Linked DNA regions of Homo sapiens: region 1 is linked to region 2. Evidence: read pairs that join two places in POLR2A ChIA-PET (ENCODE). Cell type or tissue: MCF 10A. All regions are shown on one strand. Each heading gives the region's core, and the rest is flanking DNA. Links, peaks and the distances in the headings are about the cores only.

What was found. ChIA-PET counts read pairs that join two places held together with the same protein. Peaks named below come from ENCODE experiments on the same cell type or tissue, not always from the same donor. Only the 100,000 strongest peaks of a DNase experiment are listed, where the experiment ranks them.
Region 1: POLR2A ChIA-PET joins it to region 2 with 5 read pairs; 7 of 35 experiments call an interaction of 5 or more read pairs at or near these places.

The regions. Positions count from the first base shown.
Region 1 is chr19:4,888,264-4,891,167 of GRCh38, forward strand. It overlaps ARRDC5 (arrestin domain containing 5), which reads right to left. Exons shown (of 3, transcript NM_001080523.3): 3 at 2,174-2,904. The coding sequence ends at 2,783. Among named protein-coding and RNA genes, the nearest start is that of ARRDC5, 13 kb to the right of the region's middle. RefSeq lists an enhancer at 2,542-2,904. In MCF 10A, for the core only: no CTCF peak of the experiment used is centred there; a DNase peak (open chromatin) is centred at 1,378.
Region 2 is chr19:5,000,630-5,003,533 of GRCh38, forward strand. The region is part of intron 1 of KDM4B (lysine demethylase 4B); the gene reads left to right. Among named protein-coding and RNA genes, the nearest start is that of KDM4B, 33 kb to the left of the region's middle. RefSeq lists an enhancer at 889-1,183. In MCF 10A, for the core only: a CTCF peak has its summit at 1,070; DNase peaks (open chromatin) are centred at 1,102 and 1,652.

The DNA of each region.
Region 1 (2,904 bases), core at 298-2,797, 110 kb before region 2:
GTGGATCACGAGGTCGGGAGATCGAGACCATCCTGGCTAACACGGTGAAACCCTGTCTCTACTAAAAATACAAAAAAAATTAGCCAGGCGTGGTGGCAGGCGCCTGTAGTCCCAACTACTCAGGAGGCTGAGGCAGGAGAATGTCATGAACCCGGGAGACAGAGCTTGCATTGAGCCAAGATTGCGCCACTGCACTCTAGCCTGGGCGACAGAGTGAGACTCCGTCTCAAAAAAAAAAAAAAGAAAAAAGAAAGAAAAATTAAAAAATAGACACAGGGTCTCCCTATGTTGGCCAGGCTGGTCTCAAACTCCTAACCTCAAGACATCTGCCCATCTTGGCCTCCCAAAGTGCTGGGATTACAGGCACAAGCCGCCGTGCCCAGCCTCAGCCGCTGTTTCCTTTCAGCCATGCAGGGCCTTGCAGGCGAAGCCAGGACTTTTGGATTTTACTTCAAATGCTGTAGGGACCTGATGGAGGAACGGGATGGCCTGTTTGGTGTTGAGAGTCCTCTTGTTGCTCCAGGAATACAATTGCCAGGGAAAATCCAGGATGCCCAATTAAATCAGAATTGCAGATAAACAATACATTTTTTTTGAGATGGAGTTTTGCATGCTTTCTCTCTCTCTCCCTATATATGTATACATATATATTTTTTTGAGACGGAGTTTTCTTCTTGTCACCTAGGCTGGAGTGCAGTGGTGCGATCTTGGCTCACTGCAACCTCTGCCTACCAGGTTCAAGCGATTCTCCTGCCTTAGCCTCCCGAGTAGCTGGGATTACAGGTGCCCGCCACCATGCCCGGCTAATTTTTGTATTTTTTGTAGAGATGGGTTTTCTCCATGTTGGCCAGGAAGGTCTCGACCTCCTGACCTCAAGTGATCTACCTGCCTCAGCCTCCCGAAGTGCTGGGATTACAGATGTGAGCCACTGCGCCTGGCCATCAATGAATGATTTTTAAGCATAAGTATATCCCAAATATTGCATGGGATATACTTATACTAAATATTTCTATCTTTCCTCTAAAATCCAATTTAGGTCGGGCACGGTGTCCCAGGAGGCTGAGGCAGGAGAATCGCTTGAATCCAGGAGGTGGAGGCTGCAGTGAGCCAAGATCAAACCACTGCACTCCAGCCTGGGAGACAGAGGGAGACTCCGTCTCAGAAACAACACAAAACCAAAAAAGGTGGACAGAGAAGGGTAGAGGCAGGGGACGGGGAGAAGTGGGAGATTCTGGGCAGTGTGGAGACCGAGCCCCTCTGGCTTATTGATGGATTGCACATGGGCAGATGGCACAGGCTCATCACTAGGAAGACTTTGGCATTGATCCTAAGTGCGGGGGAGGAAGCCGAAGCTGCTGTAAGCAGAGGAGACACAGGATCTGACTCAGGTATGAGACCCACAAAGCAGCCCTGGGGCTCAATAGCAACCTCTGTGAATTACACCAGCACACAGTTTCTCCCCCTGTGTACTGTGATATTGTGGGTGGCTTTTTTTTTTATTTTTATTTTTTTGAGACAGTGTCTTGCTCTATCACCCAGGCCGGAGTGCAGTAGCACGATCATGGCTCACTTCAGCCTCGATCTCCCAGACTCAAGTGATCCTCCAGCCTCAGCCTCCCTAATAGCTGGGACTAAAGGTGTTTGCTGCTACAGCCAGCTAATTTTTCATATATATATATATACATATATATATTTAGACTGACTCTTGCACTGTCACCCAGGCTGGAGTGCAGTGAGGTGATCTCAGCTCACTGCAACCTCAGCCTCCCAGGTTCAAGAGATTCTCCTGCCTCAGACTCCCGAGTAGCTGGGATTACAGGTGCACACCATCACGCCTGGATAATTTTTCTTTTTTTTTTTTTTTTTGAGACGGAGTCTTGCACTATCACCCAGTCTGGAGTGCAGTGGCACGATCTCGGTTCACTGCAAGCTCCACCTCCCAGGTTCGCGCCATTCTCCTGCCTCAGCCTCCCAAGTAGCTGGGACTACAGGCATCCACCACCATGCCTGGCTAATTTTGTTTTCGTATTTTTAGTAGAGATGGGGTTTCACCGTGTTAGCCAGGATGGTCTTGCCTGACCTCGTGATCCGCCTGCCTTGGCCCCCCAAAGTGCTGGGCTGGGTGTGAGTCACCGTGCCCGGCCAGTTTTTCTTTTTCTCTTTTTTTTTTTTTTGTAGAGATGGGGGTCTCACAGTGTTGCCCAGGCTTGTCTCAAACTCCTGGTCTCAAGTGATCCTCCAGCCATGGCCTCCTAAAGTCCTGGGATTACAGGAATGAGCCACCATGCTCAGCCCCCTTGGTACTGTTGACATTCAGGATAAACAATTCCTGATTGTGGGGGCCGTCCTGGACACTGCAGGGTGCTGAACAGCGTCCCTGGCCTCCACCCTCTCCACGCCAATAAGACTCTTCTCCCCCGATCCCCTGCAGTTGTGACAGCCAATACAACCAGACATTAGCAGAGGGGAGAATTCTCCCCAAGTAGGACCCCTGGTCTTGGCACTGTGAGACCCCAGTAGGCTGGGGCAGACTCAGGGTGGAAAAGGCAGGTTATGCCGGGTTTGGGTCCTGGGAGACCTTCCCGGTTTCCTTTGTCCATTCCAGGCATTCAGTGATAGTTCTAGGGAGGGGAGACACAGATACCTAAACCGCTAGAGCTTGGGGAGGTTGCAGACAACCTGTTGCCCACTCCTCGACTCCTCTGAGAGTCACCTGTGCAAGAGAGAGGGCTTCCTCCTGGTAGAGACTAATAAAGCTTTTAATATTTAAAAGTTCGGGCACTTAATTCTGGTGATCTGGGTTCACGGGTAACACTCCGTCCTCTGACAGCTGGCAGATGGCAGAGTCCACTGAGGCGCTGGTGATGATGATGGGAACTTTGGCCTTGAGGCTGGTCAGGGACC
Region 2 (2,904 bases), core at 261-2,760:
TTGTCTCAAAGACATACAGTCCCAAACTGTATTTAAAAGTTTACATGGATTAGTTCTTCCATTTTTTTCCCCCTTCTTTACTGTGGTTATATTGTTTGCTTGAAATAAGGTTTGGTTTACTTGTTTTTGTTTGTGTTTTGGACAAGGATTTTCCTCCTCAACTCTTGCTGATTTTAGTTGCCTGTTGATTGATTTCTTGATTCAACATACGTGATGTAGTGTATAGAACATTAGCATGGTTCCAGAGTCAGGACTGCACAAAAAGGCATGGGCGGAGAAGTGTCATCAACCCCCTTTCTCCTCCCCATTCCTGCCCACCCCCTGCAGGAAAGGAATCTCGTTAGTCTCTGGCTCAGCCTTTCAGGGCAGCTCAAAGAAGCAGATGTGTATTTTTTTAATGTCCCCTTCTTTTTTTTTTTTGAGACAGAGTCTTTCTCTGTTGCCCAGGCTGGAGTGCAGTGGTGTAATCACAGCTCGTTGCAGCCTTCACCTCCTGGGTTCAAGTGATCCTGCCACTTCGGCCTCCTGACTTAGCTGAGACCACAGGTGTGTGCCACCATGCCAAGCTAATTTTTTTATGTTTTTATAGAGAAATACAGGGTCTTGCTATGTTGCCCAGGCTGGTCTCAAACTCCCGGGCTCAAGTGGGCTCCCAAAGTGCTGGAATTACAGGTGTGAGCCACGGCGCCTGGCCTTATACCTTTTCTTTCGCACGTGAAAGTGGCGCTGTGCTCTGTTCATTTAGCTGTGTGTCCTGGAAACCACTTCATTGGCCAGGGAGCTCTTCCTGGCTCCCCTGCACAGCTGCGTAGTGTTCCTTGCAGGGATGCAGCGAAGTCCACCCAGTGTCTCTCCTGCATGTAGATATTTAGTTTGTTTCCAGGCTCTTACGGTGGCGAACTGTGCTGCCGTGAGTAACCTGGTGTATATGGATTTTCACATTGGTGGAAGGGTATCTTCATGGTAGATTTTCGTGAGTGGGATTGCTGGGTCAGAAGTGCAGACATATTTTGTTAGCTTTTATGCTAAACACCCATGTAAGTCCTGTTCCGCCAGCTGTGTCGTCTGGGAGGGCCTGGTTCCCCTGCCTCGCCAGCAGGGTGTGCTGTTTCATGTCTAAATACTTGCCAATCCCAGTGCTGAGAAATGGGGGCTCAGTGGAGTTCTAATGATTGTTCCTGTAGTTATGAGTGGTGATGAACATCTTGTTGTGATTAAAGCTGTTTTTGTATCTTTTCTGTGAGCTGTATCTTCATACTTTTCACTTGCTTTTTTCTATTGGATATTTGACTCTTTCCTCCTAACTTGAAACTCCAATATGTGAACCTCTGTGGTATGTATTGCAAATATTTCCTTTGTGTTTTTTTTTTCTTTTTTTTTCTTTTTGAGACTGAATCTTGTTCTGTTGCCCAGGCTGGAGTGCAGTGGCACAATCTCAGCTCATTGCAACCTCCGCCTCCCAGGTTCAAGCAATTCTCCTGCCTCAGCCTCCTGAGTAGCTGGGATTACAGGCGTGTGCCACCATGTCCAGCTAATTTTTATATTTTTAGTAGAGATAGGGTTTCGCCATGTTGGTCAGGCTGGTCTCAAAATCCTGACCTCAGGTGATTCACCGGCCTTGGCCTCCCAAAATGCCGGGATTATAGGCTTGAGTCACCTCACCCAGTGCAAATATTTTCCCTCGGTCTCTGGATTGCCTTTTGGCTTTGTTATTGGTGTTTGGTTTTCTTTTGCCCTGCAGAGTGTTTTTTTTTCTTTCTCCTTTCCTTTCCTTTCTCTCTCCTTTCTCTCTCCTTTCTCTCTACTTTCTCTCCCCTTTCTCTCTCCTTTCCTTTCCTTTCCTTTCCTTCTTTCTTTCCTTTCTTCTTTCTTTCTTTTCACTTTCTTTTTCTTTATTCTCTTTCTTTCAAGACGAGGTCTTACTATGTTGCCCACGCTGGTCTCAAACTCCTGGGCTCAAGCAGTCTTCCTGCCTTGGCCTCCCAAGCAGCTGAAATTACAGGTGTGAGCCTGTAATTAGCCACACCTGGCTAATTAAAAAAAATAGTTAGCTGGGCACGGTGGCTTACACCTGTAGTCCCCGGACTGTGGGAGGATCACTTGAGCCCAGGAGTTTGAGACCAGCCTGGGCAACATGGTGAGACCCCCATCTCTACAAAAAAGAAAAAAAAGTTAGCCAGGCATAGTGGTGTATGCCTGTGGTCCCACCTACTCAGGAGGCTGAGGTGGGAGGATTGCTTGAGCCCAGGAGTTCAAGGCTGCCATGAGCTATGATCACACCACTGTACTCCAGCCTGAGTGACAGAGCGAGACCCTGTCTCAACAAAAGTCACATTTCTGAGTCTTTACTTTCTTTGCCTCTTGATTAGAGCTGTGGTTGTAAAGCCCTTTCCGTCTCTGGGGCTGGAGAGGAGTTCACCTCGTTTTTTTCTGGCTCTCGTATGATTCCTCCTTTACACTCACGTTCCGATTCCACCGCCGTTCATTCTCGCAGAGGTGCGAGGTGGGGACCTCACTTTATTGTTTTCTGAATGGCTACCCTGTTGTCCCAGCTCCATTGATTAAAAAAATCCCTGCTTGGGCCGGGCATGGTGGCTCACGCCTGTGATCATAGCACTTTGGGCCCAGGCGGGCGGATCACCTGAGGTCAGGAGTTCGAGACCAGCCTGACTAACATGGAGAAACCCCATCTCTAATAAAAATTAGCTGGGTGTGGTGGCGCATGCCTGTAATCCCAGCTTCTCGGGAGGCTGAGGAAGGAGGATTGCTTGAACCCAGGAGGCGGAGGTTGTGGTGAGCCAAGATCGTGCCATTGCACTCCAGCCTGGGCAACAAGAGCAAGACTCTGTCTCAAAATAAACAAACAAACAAACAAACAAATAAATAAATCCCTGCTTGGCCAGG